Regions from separate parts of the Mus musculus genome. Here region 2 is linked to region 1. Evidence: chromatin loops called from intact Hi-C (ENCODE). Cell type or tissue: left cerebral cortex. All regions are shown on one strand. Each heading gives the region's core, and the rest is flanking DNA. Links, peaks and the distances in the headings are about the cores only. Region 1 overlaps Tcaf1 (TRPM8 channel-associated factor 1). Region 2 overlaps Casp2 (caspase 2).

Region 1 (7,503 bases), core at 1,678-6,677:
GTCCTGAGTTCAAATCCCAGCAACCACATGGTGGCTCATAACCATCCATAACGAAATCTGATGCTCTCTTCTAGAGTGTCTGAAGACAGCTACAGTGTACTTACATATAAAAAATAAATAAATAAAAAATATTAAAAAAAATAATTTAAAAACAAACAAAAAGAACCCTTCCACCTCATCACCACATCTGGACCGTATCTTTTCCAAAGCGTCCAGTAGCCCCAGGTTCCTTCTATCACCTGTACTGTCCTAAGGCACCATCTGAGCCCAGACACTCGCAGGTTTCCCTCTGCTCAGTCTGCACTGCCATTTGCACCTGTCTTGTGACTTGAGCCCTGGGGAGTGCAGGTTGCTGAGGACCAGTCATGCTGTTGTATGAGGGTCCCTTTGGGGAGCAGGGTGGTGATGGTGTCCATGTGAGGGTGTGAAAGGGTGCCTCCACCCCACTCTTAGATATGGGATTACCTACATTGATACAAGATTATTCATGCATTGTGAAAATAAGGATCCAGGGAAATTTTGATGGTGCTTCTGTGTTGTACCCATAACCTTTGTTTTGGCTTCTTGGTTCCTTTTCAAATAGCTTTGTTCAGAGTCTTCCAGGACTCTCAACCAGGTTGAGGCCCTCTACTATATTTTCCTAATTCTTAAAATTCCCTGAGCGGCACCACAGGTCACATCTCTTGATGTCTTTGATACTTCTTGACGTGCTGACATAAGCTACTATTTATTTCAAAATCGATTCCTCCCTTTTCCATTTAAACAGCAAGGAATATATCTACACGTCTTGCAAGCAAAACATTTTTACTCTCCTTGCCTTCTAGCTACGCGGCTGTGGAGAGAGGGTCCTTGGGGGCAGACACACAGAGCTTCCGGAGCACCCACCTACTGAGATCTGAACATCAGCCACTATCCTCTGTGGCAGACGCAAAGGGAAGGTCTCGCCTCCCAGCTTAGCCACAGCCTGCATCATCTCATCCCAGAGGCGGAGCAGTGGCTCAGGATTCTCCAGCGTTCGAAGATTTGCAGTGGGCACAGTCAGGATGATGTTGTCAGTGGCCAGTTCTCCCCATGGACCTGGATATTCCAGGAGACGCCTCTTCCATTCTTCCTTGGATGTCTCCCCTATAAAGAGAGGCAATTGAAATATTGCCTTGAAATACCTTTCTCCAGATCCCTTATGATAAAACACATCTACAACTTTCACTCCAGATGAGAACCACAAGATAAGAAACCACACATCTCTTTTGGACGTCCCCGTGGGTGTGATTTATTTATTTTTCTTGGCACCAAAGCAGAACTTAAAGACACCAATCACCTCCCTCCACTCGTCTACCCCCACCTCCTGTACTGAGTAGCCCCAGAAACCTCTTCAGTTTTAGCTTCTCCCACCTCGCAGTGTGAACCTTGTAGTGTCTACTTACCTAGCTTGTAGAATGGAGCACGAACAGCCCCCTTCACTGTAAGGGGCACAGAACCCAGTTTGCTATTCTGAGGCACAATGATATAGAGGAGACCACCCCAGAGGCAGGTGATTGATTTCGTGGGTTTGTCCAAGCAACACCGGTTAATCACAAGGGGGCCTCGGAACAGCTTGCTGGCCCTTGTCAGATCATCAGTATGACAGCCAATTTGTATCTGGAGCAGAGAAATAACCCTCAGTCACATGGAGTATGTGGGTGGCACAAGAGAGCATAGGAAGTAGACTCAGAAGGGCCATTAGGTTATGACCCCATGTACCACTGACGAGGCCATGTATAATAGTATTGAAATTGTAGCATTTCTTGAGTTCATAGGAACTAAGTTATGTGATAGAAAGTAAAGTACTATTCACCAACTGAATATCTACAAACTGTCAGGGAACCTTCCATGTGAGGCCTTTCTTAGTCTTTATTGTACGATGTAAGTTAAAAGAACAAATTTTAAGAGTAGAGATTGCTATTCTGAGGCAAAATGGTATAGAGTCCTGGGCTCTACAATGTACCATTTTGATATATTTTGTTATATATAAAAACATAGGTTTTTTTCATCATTAAGAAGGAAAAGGGGTTTAAAACAGACCTAAACTGCCAGCAGCATTTTACACAGACCACCTACAATGCCAACTGGGATAGCAAGATCATTTGAATTCTGCATTATGTGGTGAGATGGAGAGTGGCCTTACCTTCAGGTCAGCAGAGGCAGCACTCTCAGGCACGGAGACATCTATGACTTGCCTTCCAGGTATGTAGAGTCCGGTGCTCATCCAGCAATATCGAGTGCCTGCCAAAACACAGGAAGGGCAGACTTCATCCCTGCTCCATACAGTGCTGCACGGATCCCTCATGACTTCAGCTGCTCCTTTCCCTACCATGTTGCTATGACCCTTTCAAACACTGCCTAATACCCGACCCCTATAATCTTGAAGAAGAAGGCAATGAAGGATAGTGATGACCTTCTACAGATGTGCAACACTGCAGCAGTCTTGTGCCCCTGTTTTGCAGATGCCCATAAAACCAAGCTCCCACCCTTCTGCTGTACCTGGATTAGTGCAATTGACATTCACGGTGATGGGAGACGCTGAGGGGCGCAGGTAGCGGCTGCTGTACACGTCTTCAATTTCTGGGATCAGCAGTGAGAGGTCACTTCCAGAGTGGGCCAGACCTGTGGCCAGGGAAAGCATGGCTCCCCTACAACAGTCATTGATGACCGGGTTCTCTCTGGTTGCCACTGGAAGCCGATAGCGGCTCAGCAGCTTCCTCAGGAGTCTGTGCACAGACATGTAAGCAGGGATCTCTTCTGCAGGAATCTGCAGGAAAGTTGCCCCATCTGGGCCTAGCTTGGCTAGCCAGCCCTTCTCCACATTCCCTCTCTTCCTGCCCATTATCACCTGGAACTCTGCTAGGGTAGAGCGGAAGTGATAGGTCCTTGTTCCTATTTTAGGGGTACGGAAAGGTCCTGGATTGAGACTCTGGCTTGTGATGCTGATACCAAAGGCATTGAGGAGCAGGTTTCCTGGGAATCGAGCCAGAGGGGACACTCCTGGGTTCTTAAAAGCCCACCACCAGGCTTGAGTTCCAACAAACAGCCCACCACCCTCTGCTACAAACTCCTGTAGTTCCTTAACCCCCACATCGCTTGTGGGTTCAAAACAATAGACACTTGCGTCACTGGTCAGGTGGGGCTCAATGCTGGTGTCTATACCCCCTACTGCGAGCAGACCACTTAGTGTTCTCAGCTCTGTCTGTACCACAATCTTGCCTTTGCGGCCACCATCCAGCCAGCGGACAGCATTGAGCAAAAAGGGGCCGAGTTTACCCACAGTAAATAAAACCTTATGACCAGTTACAACTACCCGACCCCGGCCATAGCGAGCTGCAGCTATCACACAGCCATGGTAGGTATCTAGCCCCAAAGGAAAAGCCAAAGACCCATGAACTAGTAGCTGGGATGGGAAGCAGTCCGAGTTGGTGATGTCCAGGTCTATTATGCCACGCAGAAGCTCATCTCTGTCATCTGAGAGGTCGTCATCACAACTGCAAAAGACACACACTCCTGATTAGAAGGACTACTCTTCTTTTAGTTCCTTGAATGCTGCCTGCTACATAAGGGTATTTACTATTGCTTTAACTAATTCTGTTTTCAGTTATTGTAGAAAATTTAGGAGAACAGAGTGGGTGAAAAATTTTGGGAAGGAGATACAAGATCTCAATTAATTCTGTTATGCTCATTTTAAAATCACCATTTCTTCAAAGGAAATTCTATGGAAAATCTTGCTGTGTTTCTCTGACACTAAACTTTAGACACCACCTTCTAGACATAGGATCATGTTTATTCCAACCATGTATTCCAGAATGCAAAGAATTCGGTGAGGAATTATGTTCTGATTCTTAGAATGAGTCTTACTGATACATTTCTCACCATTAATGTGATAAAGGAAAAGTCTGTGGAAAACAGAGTTCATGGTGTCGGCAAAGAGTCAGTATCTTAGAAGATGGGGTTGGGGTCAGTCATTATCTCATGAGACCACTGCCTACATATATAACTTCACCTGTCTCTTGCTTGCTCAACAGGAGTGCTGGAGTGCTGTGGAGTTTTGCTCAGCACTGGTGTATTTCCTATGCATAATATACCCCCTTCCCTGCTGAGAACCTTAAGCCACCTATAAATGCCAAAGGGAGAGTGAGTCCTGGATGCCTAGGATAACCTCCACACACTTGGAATTCCAGAATCGAATCTGTTACTTCAGTTAGGAATCACGCTATGGCAGTCATGTGTCAGGAGAATGGAGTTTTAGTCCCCGTACTGTTCAGAGTTCTGACTAAGTGATGAGAAACTGGGGCGTTGCAGCAGACTGGCTTTCTCCTTCCTCGAGGCAACAACCGTGAAAATCATTTTTCTGGCTCTGATTTGACTTCCCTTTCATACTCTCCTGTGATGAGATAGAACATGAAGATAAACTTGCAGTATAGCAGGGCTCAATCAGGAAAGTGGGAGAGGCAGCTATTTATACTGAACACTACGTAGATGGAATCAGATGAATCAGAGGCCTCCAGGAAGAGAAGAGTGTGGGATGCATGTGAGTAAGAGAAGGTGAAGGAACAAAAGGGCCAGAATGATTTTTTTTTGGGGGGCGGGGGACAAGAAGTCACAGGAGCCAGTAAAGATCAGCCCAGAATTCTCATGCACCTTACAATGGACAAGAATCACTACATATCACAGCGTATAGATGCTCAACAGGCCTACAAAAAGGTGCTTGCCACTATTACTCACCATGGAAATAGAAATACAATTAACAGCGAGGTATGGGCGCCCATCTACTAGAATGAGTATTATTAAAAGATACCAAGTCTGATGAAGACATGAAGAACAGGAAATTCTTGCGTACAGTTGGAAGGAATTTAAACTAGTAGTACCAATATAGAAAATGGGTTGAAAAGTCCTTGAAAGCCTAAAATAGAGGTACCACCTGACCCAGGCAATTCTCCATTGGGTGTGTATCCAAAGCAAATAAGATCAGTGCCTTCCAAACACTCTCATATTCCTTGAAGCATTTACACAATAGTCAAGATAAAGAAGATAATCTCAGCATACATGCTGGTGAGAGGATAGCTTATTATGTGAAGTTTTGGTGAGGACACTATTTATTTTTCCTTGGTTTTTACTTAGGAAGGAGATGGCTGAAATACTACCAATCTTTCCATTTTGCAGGCCTGTCTTCCCAAGCAATCTTTGCCTAATGCAGGATTGCAAGTGATTTTTTTTTTCTGTGCTGTAATTTAGAAGTTTTTCAATTTTTCTTTTGTACTTGAGTCTGGACCTGTTTTTGAGTATTTTGTGTGAAATAGGTTGAGGATCAAAGTTCATCTTTCCCATAAAGGTATTTAGTTGATCCCGAGCTGTATGCTGAAAACAATGCTCTTTCCTCACTGAGCAAATCTCTCTGGACAATGTGATCTGTTTCAGTGACGAATTTGTCTACCCTTGTGGCAGTTTCACAGTGTTTCCATCTCATTGTTCATTTCACATCTTTTTTTTTTTTTTTTTACACAGGCATTGGATTATCCATTCACCAGATGGGTGCGTATAGTGCAGGGAGAGGTTTGCTGAGAGCAGGTGAGATGGCTCAGAAGATAAAGGTATTTTCTGTATAATCCTAGAGACATGAGTCCAATTCCTAAAATCCATGTAGAGGACAAAGGACAGAACTGATTCTGTTTTCTTCTGACCTCCACACGTGTGCTTGCACATGCCCTTCCATCCTCCACATCTCTCTCATATACACAATAATAATAATAAATTTACAAAAGATAGTTTGTAAGAGACCACATTAATGATCCTTTTGTTAGAATATATTATATACAATTGTTAGATTTTTATTAGTATCCATTGTTATACTAATAATGTCCTTAATTCATAAATTAAACCTTAGTATATTTAGGTATGTATAGAAAAGTCCATTTTCTAATTTTTAATATCCGTGCCTATTTTTTTTTTTTTTTTGTCTTATAGCATTGGTGGAGTGCTTTCAATACAAGCCTTTAGAGAAAGTAGGATCACAAGTGTTACTCTTGCCTTGTTCTCATTTCTTCTTTTTTTTTTAATGGCTAAAGTATGCATTTAATTTTGGCATATCTGGCATAAAACTTAATAAGTAGTAAGGGGACAAACAGAATTCAAAGGATTAGATAAAATTCAGAGTTAGATTTTAGAAATTCTTTTTTAAAAATATTTTTATTATTACGTATTTTCCTCAATTACATTTAGAATGCTATCCCAAAAGTCCCCCATACCCTCCCCTCCACTTCCCTACCCACCCATTCCCATTTTTGGCCCTGGCATTCCCCTGTATTGGGGCATATAAAGTTTGCGTGTCCAATGGGCCTCTCTTTCCAGTGATGGCTGACTAGGCCATCTTTTGATACATATTCAGCTAGAGTCAAGAGCTCCGGGGTACTGGTTAGTTCATAATGTTGTTGCACCTACAGGGTTGCAGATCTCTTTAGCTCCTTGGATACTTTCTCTAGCTCCTCCATTGGGGGCCCTGTGCTCCATCCAATAGCTGACTGTGAGCATCTACTTATGTGTTTGCTAGGCCTCGGCATAGTCTCACAAGAGACAGCTATATCAGGGTCCTTTCAGCAAAATCTTGCTAGTGTATGCAATGGTGTCATCGTTTGGAGGCTAATTCTAAAATAAAAGCAGTCACCATTTTATCCCTATATAATGTTTCTATAGTTAGATATATACAAAGGCACACACCTGTAATCATACAACTTGTGGGCCAGGGTGTGTGGAGGCAGCAGGATTTATGGAGTTCAAGGTCAGATTTGGCTGCACTGTACTTCATCAAGACCAGCTTGTACTATTCGAGATACTTTCTCAAAAACACCAATGAAGCAAAATAAAATTAACAAGACAAAGTGAGAAGGTTTCTAGTTGCATGCCTCTTCTCAGATGGAAGACATTCCTTTTTATATGGAGTATGTTGATATGTTATCATGATTGATTATGGAATCTTGCTAAGCGTTTTGTGTGCATCTATCGAATTGCATGATGTTCTCACTTTTAACGCTGTCATGCTAAATTAACCTGGCTTCTGATTGCAAAACCAGTAGTTCATACCTAGAATAGCTGAATTTTGCTTATATATGTGTGTGTGTGTGTGTGTGTGTGTGTGTGTGTGTATGCAAATCTATTGCACTTACTAATATTTAATCAAGAACATTGCATCTAGTATTGTTCTATAGGTTTCTTTTCCTTAAAAAGCCTTTTTTTCACCTTATTTATTTGTGTGCATGTGCATGTGTGTGTGCATGTGAGTGTGTGTGTGTGTGTGTGTGTGTGTGCGCACGCATATGCAAATGCCAGAGGTTGGTATCATGCTAGGTACTTTCCTCAATCAATCACTTTCTACCTTATTTTCTGCCTTATGTCTTTTTGTGGATCCAGGCTCATCAACTGAGCTGGACCACCTGGCCAGCAAGCCCAGGCTATCCTCCTGTTCTTCTTACTCAATGTTCA
Region 2 (7,503 bases), core at 1,092-6,091, 400 kb before region 1:
CCAAGAGCTATAAACACTGCTATTTATATAAGTACTATACTTTTATAATCAATCAATCAATCAATCTGCAGCTCCTATTTTAAGCTATGTCATGTATGGAAAAAAAAATCCACCCAAATAAGTAATCTACATTTGTTAAATGATTTCTCTTTATTCAGTGACAAAGTATGTATGTTCTCTTAGCTTAATAGTCCTCCTTTTTACTGATATAATAAGCTGCAAGTTTAACATGGCCAGGGGTGTGTGTGTGTGTGTGTATGTGTATGTGTGTGTGTGTTAATTTTTATTCCATTCTTCAAGCGAAATTAACTTTTAACTGTCTCTAGAATACTCACAGCTATTCATTCTCTTCAAATAAATTCATAGTATTTATAACAAATACTATGTTATAGGTTGCTTCTGCTTACCCAAAAAATATGTCTCCTTTCTCACCAAAACCAGTTTCACCATTTCCAGTTATTACAAGGGTATACAAGCAGAAGTATCCGAGCAGGCCAGGTATGATCATGAGTGTTGGTGATCCTATACCAGCTTAGGACACTAAGGCAGAAGAAGCACTTGAGAGGTCAAGGCCAGTATGGGTTTTATAATAAGTTCTGGCTTAGCCTGAGCTATGTAGTTTGTCCCTGTCTCTAAACAAACAAACAAACAAACAAAAAACAAAGAACAAATAAATTTTAAAATGTCAGATTTAGGGGGAGGGTTTATTACAGTAATGTGCTGAAGCTCAGCTTTTCACATATTGACAAGTTAGGCGCCTTTAAAAGCTCCAGAACATTGACAAGTGAGCAGCCTGTTGAGAGTGGAGAGGATGGTAAATGTGAGTCTTGTGTGCTGTGACTATTCTGCCTATAGCAAATTCATGTTCATTTTATTTCTTTAAAATTTGTAATAAGATGAACTAGCATAATGATGGGCTCTTTTCTTTCTGTCCACTGCAAGTGGAAGGAAGGCTTGAACTGGGCCTCTTCAGTTGCAAAGGGAGGACCTAGGTCTAAAAACTGTAATGGATACTATGTAGTTTTCTTTCAAAAAACCAAATTCTGAACTTGCTGGTATCTGTATAGTTAATCAATGAAGATAAAATTCTTAAGTCGCACCCCAGGTTGAGCAATAATAAATTTCTTTAAACCAATACTGTAATTATTACTCTATCAGACATGTTTATTATAATAATGGAGGATCTTTGAAGTATGTGATTAGATTTACGGTGATTCTTTCTTTGCAATATTCCACTTAACTGTCACAAACTAAGAGACAATTTACTTGTAATGATTTTCTCATAAAGAGAAAAGTGGATGTTAGAGGGAAAGTTAAAATCTTTTGTTGTAATATATGAATTGGGTTTCCCAACTAAATGGATCTGATCTCAGATCCATATGTAAAGTCTTCCCTATATGGAGGATCATCACAGCTGCTTCTCATGAGCAATGGATCTTGTGCAGACATCATTGTGGCACACTTAGAATCAGACAGATACTAGATAAGTCCTGCTGTTCTCCAGTCTTGAGACTAGATCCTGTGTCAGAGCAGTCTATGCTCTTATAGCTGAGAAAGTTCTGTCTCCTTATGTACAAATGGGCTGAGGGCTTGGGAATGAGTCATAGTTGGCACACTCAGGGTAACTTCATGTTTGTTTGTTTTCTTAACATGTATTTATGTGTGTTGACATGTGTTTAGGGGTGTGTGTGTGTGTGTGTGTGTGTGTGTGTGTGTGTGTGTGTGCGCGCGCGCGCATGCATGTGTGTATGTAGAGTCCCTAGGGTTGATGTTAGGACTTTGCTTTCTACCTTACTTGTTGAAGCAAGGTCTCCCAGTTGAACCCAGAGCTTGCTGGTGTGATTAGTGTAGCTATCGAGCCAGCTTGCTCTAGGAGTTCCTCTGTCTCTGCCTTCCAGGTGTTAGCATTATAGTCACAGTCCTGTGCTCACCCAGTATTACTCAAGTACACTTTACCCACTGAGCTGTCCCCACACACACACACCATGTGGCTTATTTGGGAACTCACTTTAATACAGGAGTTCTTAATCACTTCAATGAACTCGGGACTCCATATTCAGAGTTTGATGTCTGAAGTCATTTGCATTTTTCTTGTGAATATATAGTTTTCTTTAGCCTTTCAGAGAGTTTATGTGTTACCAATGATCACAGGAAAATGGAGGAAAATACCTTTATCTTCCAGTAGATTGGGTTTCATTGAAGCAAGGCAGAGATTAATTCAAACATCAGAGGTTGATGCTGGCTACAGTGAACAATACTAGCAGGTGTCTCTGTCTTCTAGGAAATGCAAGAGAAACTTCAGAATTTTGCACAGTTACCTGCACACCGGGTCACAGACTCCTGCGTAGTGGCACTCCTCTCACATGGTGTGGAAGGTGGCATCTATGGTGTAGATGGCAAACTGCTTCAGGTGTGTATAATTTTGTGTCCTATCTGTACACCTGTATTAGCTACTTTTTCCTTGCTGTGACCAAATACCTGGCAGGAAGCTTCTGAAAGGAAGAGTAACTTTGGCTTACGGCTTGAAGGCACACAGTCCGTTGTGGCAGTGGGGACTTAAGGTGGTTTGTTCAGCCATGTCATCTGAAGTTTTGATACTGCTGAACATAGAATATCTTCATTGTTTTCAGGGGTAGTTAATTTTTTTTTATAATCATCAATGCTAAGAACACTGATTAATATGAATACATAGCATAAAATGGCAGATGTATGTTTTGAACTGTTTCAGAAATTGTTGGAAAAGCAATCCCAAACCAAAATCCATTCAATAATTTTTTTATGAAACTCAATTTAGCAATTCAAAAAGCAATTTTTAAGACCAAACTTTCTAACAGTACAGTCCAAAAATTCCAATCTTATATGTCTATGCTAACAAATGCTGATAGAAAAGTATTAAAAGTGTGTTTTCTATAATTAGACCATTAGCTTCGCTAAAGACAAAACTCTTTGTCCAATAAAGACACTATAGGAATCTAAGCTAAGTATTTAAGCCTGCTTTACTGGAACATGCAGTGCCAAGTACACATGTTACATGTTCATAACTAAGGCTGAAATGAAGCCACACAATAGAACAAGCACAGGAGCATTTCAGATTCATTATGCATTTGATTTTAAATAAGACACCTGAACAGATCACCTTTAAACATAGCCTGTCCCTGGTTCTCTTTAAGACTTAATGGGCATCTCATAGTGAAAAATATATTTCTAAGAATCTTCTAAGTTTTAGCTGTTTCAACACTGATCAAAAGTATAAATTTAAAGTATTATGAGTCTGGCGTTAAAACCTGTAACAGAGAACCAGTTACACTCAATATACGGTGGCAGAGTACACATTTCTGTTCCAGAAAGTAAGCAATGGGACAAATGAAGTGGACAGAAACTGCCCTGAAGCCCCTGAGTGAATGACAAACCCAGCTCAGCATCTGGGGTTCTTCATTGCAGCGTTTGCTCCAGCTAACATGAAAATCTTGCTCCTTGCAGCTTGGCATGTGGCTTATGTGGCCTCTTTGCTTCACTTGGTGCCAACAGCTTTCCGTATCTGGGGTCCCATGTATCTGGTTTCTCCATATATGATGTCTTTGTTTACATCTTAGCAGTCACTTTCTGTTTTACCCACTCAGGAGTTCTATACAGGGATCCAGCCTTACTGAGGCTACACATTGCCTGGCCTCTTGGCTTTCTGGAGCCTTGGTGTAAGTCTCTGATTCTACCTCCTTCTCTGCTGCCAGCTTGAGATGTAGCCCGGCTACAGCAGCCTCTGGCTTTAGCTGACCCTCGGAAAATACTTCCCTGGGTAGCCTGTATCCAGGCGACACCTAAAGATTATTTTTTCAGGCACTCTGTTATTATTTTTTAGGACACACCTAAAGATTATTTTTCAGGTACTCTGTTTTATGGAAATTTGTACCCTCAACCCTGTAACTCTTGATTGGGATCTTTTCCCCTAGTTTCCCTCTTTCCCATTGTCCAATGTAGAGTTCAATTTTTGCCTTAATGGCTGTGATAGAACTCTCTCCCATGATGTCTGGGACTGGGCTCTAGTTATCCTCAAGGACAAGTTTCCTAGAGCCTTTGACACCTGAGAGTCTGAGGCATTCTGGTAAATAATAAAGAATTTCTACCCTGTCCTTCATTTTAACCAAGCTCAAGGGCCTTTCTTCATGAAAGTGCATTTTTATATCTTTATGCTGTACACTTCACTCACTGTAATGGTGGGTAAGTTTAGTGAGCAATAGGTCACTATGGTGACCCATGTCACACAGCCTGAATGTTATGGTAAAATATACTCTGCTAAATAAATTAGTCCATTATTTAAATTCAACCTCAAGTTTTCAGAATATAGACGACTGCGTCCAATTCCTCACCAAAGTAGGACACAAGCTGAGTTCTCATTAAAGTCCTTGATCTGTTCTAGGATCTATTGAGCCTAGCCTGTGTCTTCATTTTTCTTAATTAACACTTGGGTGTCTTGAAAACCCACTAAAATTGCCCCTGAAGCCCTGCTTAGAGCATTCTGGGCTTTTTAGCCTGCAGCTTCTAATTCTCCCATATTCCTCCAACAAACTAGTTCCAATGGCCTATGAACCATGTGGAAAGATTATGGCTGTATTGACCCCAAACTGGCATAAGTTTTCAGTATTGGTTTTCTTGGACTGAGACCAAAAATTCTTAACGAGAAACAGTTTGTTTTGGCTCCTTGTTTGACAATATAAGCCCCCGTGGCAAGAAGCCAGCTCTCCAGTGGAGACAGGAGCAGTAGGCTTCTTGTATTTGGGTAAATTGTGTAGCATAAAAGAAGAGATGCTGGCATGTCTGGCTTTCTTTGCCCCAACCCTTTCAGTCTGGGTTCCAGGTCTTTCCTCCTCAGTTAATTCTTTCTGGAAATTCAATACCCTCAAAAATAAACTAAGTGTATCTCCCAAGTGACTGTAAATCTAGTCCAGTTGACAAGATCAGCTATCTCCCTACCTTTCAGATGAAGGTTGAATTTGTATGTGTTAGACTTCAAGAGGTCTCACTGGCTACCTAACTTCCCCTCTCCCTTATTTGTTTCTGGTAGCTCCAAGAGGTTTTTCGACTTTTTGACAATGCTAACTGTCCAAGTCTACAGAACAAGCCAAAAATGTTCTTCATCCAAGCATGTCGTGGAGGTGAGTGCCCTGGCAAACCAGCACCTGGGTGGTGGCTCCTGGGCAGCCTCCACCAGCTCTCACTTTCCTGTTTGCTCCTCTCAGGTGCTATTGGATCCCTTGGGCACCTCCTTCTGTTCACTGCTGCCACCGCCTCTCTTGCTCTGTAAGTGTCTCCCAATGCATGGGGTGTGCTAGGACTTGGGCAGCCCATGGCTCTCAGTCTGACCAGCTCTCTACACCTCCATGGCTGTCAGGAATCTCTTATCAGTGTGTGCTCTTTTCCTAAGAACTTGGCTCTTCTCTGCTTATTAACTGCAATGTACTTTTTATTGTTTTTCATTCCAGTTAAGGATTTCTGCTTGACTCTTCCAAATCTTCCTTCTCTTACCCTTGCATTTTCTCTCTGTGCCATGTTCACGCTCCCATGCGCTTGCCTCCTTTCTTTACCATTCTTGGAGCATGCAGGAGAACAGTACAGACCTCATGTCTGCATCATGTCTGCCTCGGACTCTCCTGAGCTGCTTCGATCCTCTTGCATGCAGTGTCTTCTACCCCTTTAAGAGCCAGGCCTGTGTAACATGGCTCAGAAGACACATAGGCCTCCTTCTCATCTAGAGGAAAACAGTAGTAATTAAGAATCTAAATTTGGAATCAGATTGTGACTCTACTGCTTAATAATTATGTAAAGTTAGAGAAGTCGCATCACATCCCTCTACTTTATTTCCTTCTTATAAACTGTGTGTAGTCAACTTCTTTAAGCTGTTGTGATGATTATCAAAATTGGCACCTAAGAGCTTTCAGGGTAAATGTGGAAAGAAAGCCAGTCACAGCTGCTACAACCTGGTCAGCATCCTCCCTGGGTTAAAGTTTGTATTATCCAAACATGCAGGTCCCTAATGTTTCCCTGTGTATCACTGCAGAGTGTATTTTAAAGTCTTGCAATGACTGTAAATTCCATCACAGAAGCAGAAGGAAATGTCTAGCTAGTATATGGATTACTAGGGAAGTTAAAGCAAGTGTGTGTGGAGCATCTTGAGTTTAAATCTCATGCCAGGATGAAATTTGTGTGATAGCAACTGTACAAGTAAGAGTATGCAGCAATGAGGTGATCTTGTCTGAGGCTCATTTGACAAGGCTTTTGTAGCTGCAGAAAGACTTAACTTAAACCGTGCATACATGCTTTATACAGGTGTGAAGAGAGCCTTTCCCAGAAAAGGGATGGAACACATGACAAACACAACATTATAAAATTTATCTTCTAAGTGTATAGTGTGCCACCATTTAGCATTATCCACCCACCCCAACTATATAATATATTTGCCGTGCTCAAATATACAAGGCTAAGCACCTCTATAAGTGATGAAGTGAGATGTGGCTGATCGTAAGCTGTTAATCTAGCTAATTACAAACCTTTAGTCATAGCTGAGATTTTGAGCTTTAACGGATAATACTTTGTGAGCTTAACTATGAAATTAATATGGTGCATTTTTCCAGGAACGTTACCGTGGAAGGGGAGCTGCGCTAAGAAAAGAACATGTGAGGGAGGGCAAGCATTTTTCATTCATAGATGTTTCTCTAGGCCCAGAGCACTGCTGTACACACACAGTAGCACTTAGAAGTTTTGAGTGAAAGAGGAATTGTATGTCTAGAAATGGGCAGTGATGTAGAAAGCAGTTGTGAAGAGAAGGTGGAGAATGTTTATTGATTAATATGCCTGAAACTTGAAGGCAAGAGGTAAGCTCTCCATCGCTTAAAGGACATCCTTAGCCTGGTCTAGATGGCAGTAACAACAATGCAGACCATTTTCTTCCTATCTCAGAAGTGTATGTAGTGCTGGAGTTGGAGGAAGAAATTGCTCTTTTTCTGGAGTAATTTTTGTTGCACTTAATCCAGTGTCTAAAATCAGGCCCATTAAAGTATGACATGAAGCTGAGGCTTCTCTAAAAGTTCGAGTTTGCCAGTCTTTCCAAAATACAATGATTGACTCCCAAGCTAGAAGGATAAGCTCAATAAGAACATAGTGTTTAACTCAGTGTGCCCCTAGATCTTAGTAAGAGACAGTGCCTGATAGGTACATGAACAATACTTTAAGAAAAAAAAAATTTGCCGGGCGTGGTGGCACACGCCTTTAATCCCAGCACTTGAGAGGCAGAGGCAGGCGGATTTCTGAGTTTGAGGCCAGCCTGGTCTAGAGAGTGAGTTCCAGGACAGCCAGGACTACAGAGAGACCCTGTCTGGGGGGGTGATTGAGTCAGTGAATCTTGGTCCTTTTCCCAAAATTCTTCAGGCTTTGGTTTGTCTTGCATGCAGGGCGTCCTGTGAAAAGGTGATCTTGGGTTTGATGTGCTGACCTGTTGATGTTCACGCTGTC

What was found. Hi-C counts contacts between places; a loop is a spot of excess contacts. Peaks named below come from ENCODE experiments on the same cell type or tissue, not always from the same donor. Only the 100,000 strongest peaks of a DNase experiment are listed, where the experiment ranks them.
Region 2: a loop joins it to region 1, with 2.0 times the contacts of the local background. A loop is called at or near these places in 2 of 42 quality-filtered maps.

The regions. Positions count from the first base shown.
Region 1 is chr6:42,675,906-42,683,408 of GRCm38, forward strand. Tcaf1 (TRPM8 channel-associated factor 1) reads right to left here. Exons shown (of 9, transcript NM_001355769.1): 3 at 2,521-3,515; 4 at 2,165-2,262; 5 at 1,425-1,638; 6 at 886-1,125. Among named protein-coding and RNA genes, the nearest start is that of Tcaf1, 30 kb to the right of the region's middle. In left cerebral cortex, for the core only: no CTCF peak of the experiment used is centred there; a DNase peak (open chromatin) is centred at 4,380; H3K27ac peaks cover 330 bases.
Region 2 is chr6:42,271,636-42,279,138 of GRCm38, forward strand. It overlaps Casp2 (caspase 2), which reads left to right. Exons shown (of 11, transcript NM_007610.2): 7 at 2,282-2,410; 8 at 5,060-5,150. Among named protein-coding and RNA genes, the nearest start is that of Casp2, 10 kb to the left of the region's middle. In left cerebral cortex, for the core only: no CTCF peak of the experiment used is centred there; no DNase peak of the experiment used is centred there.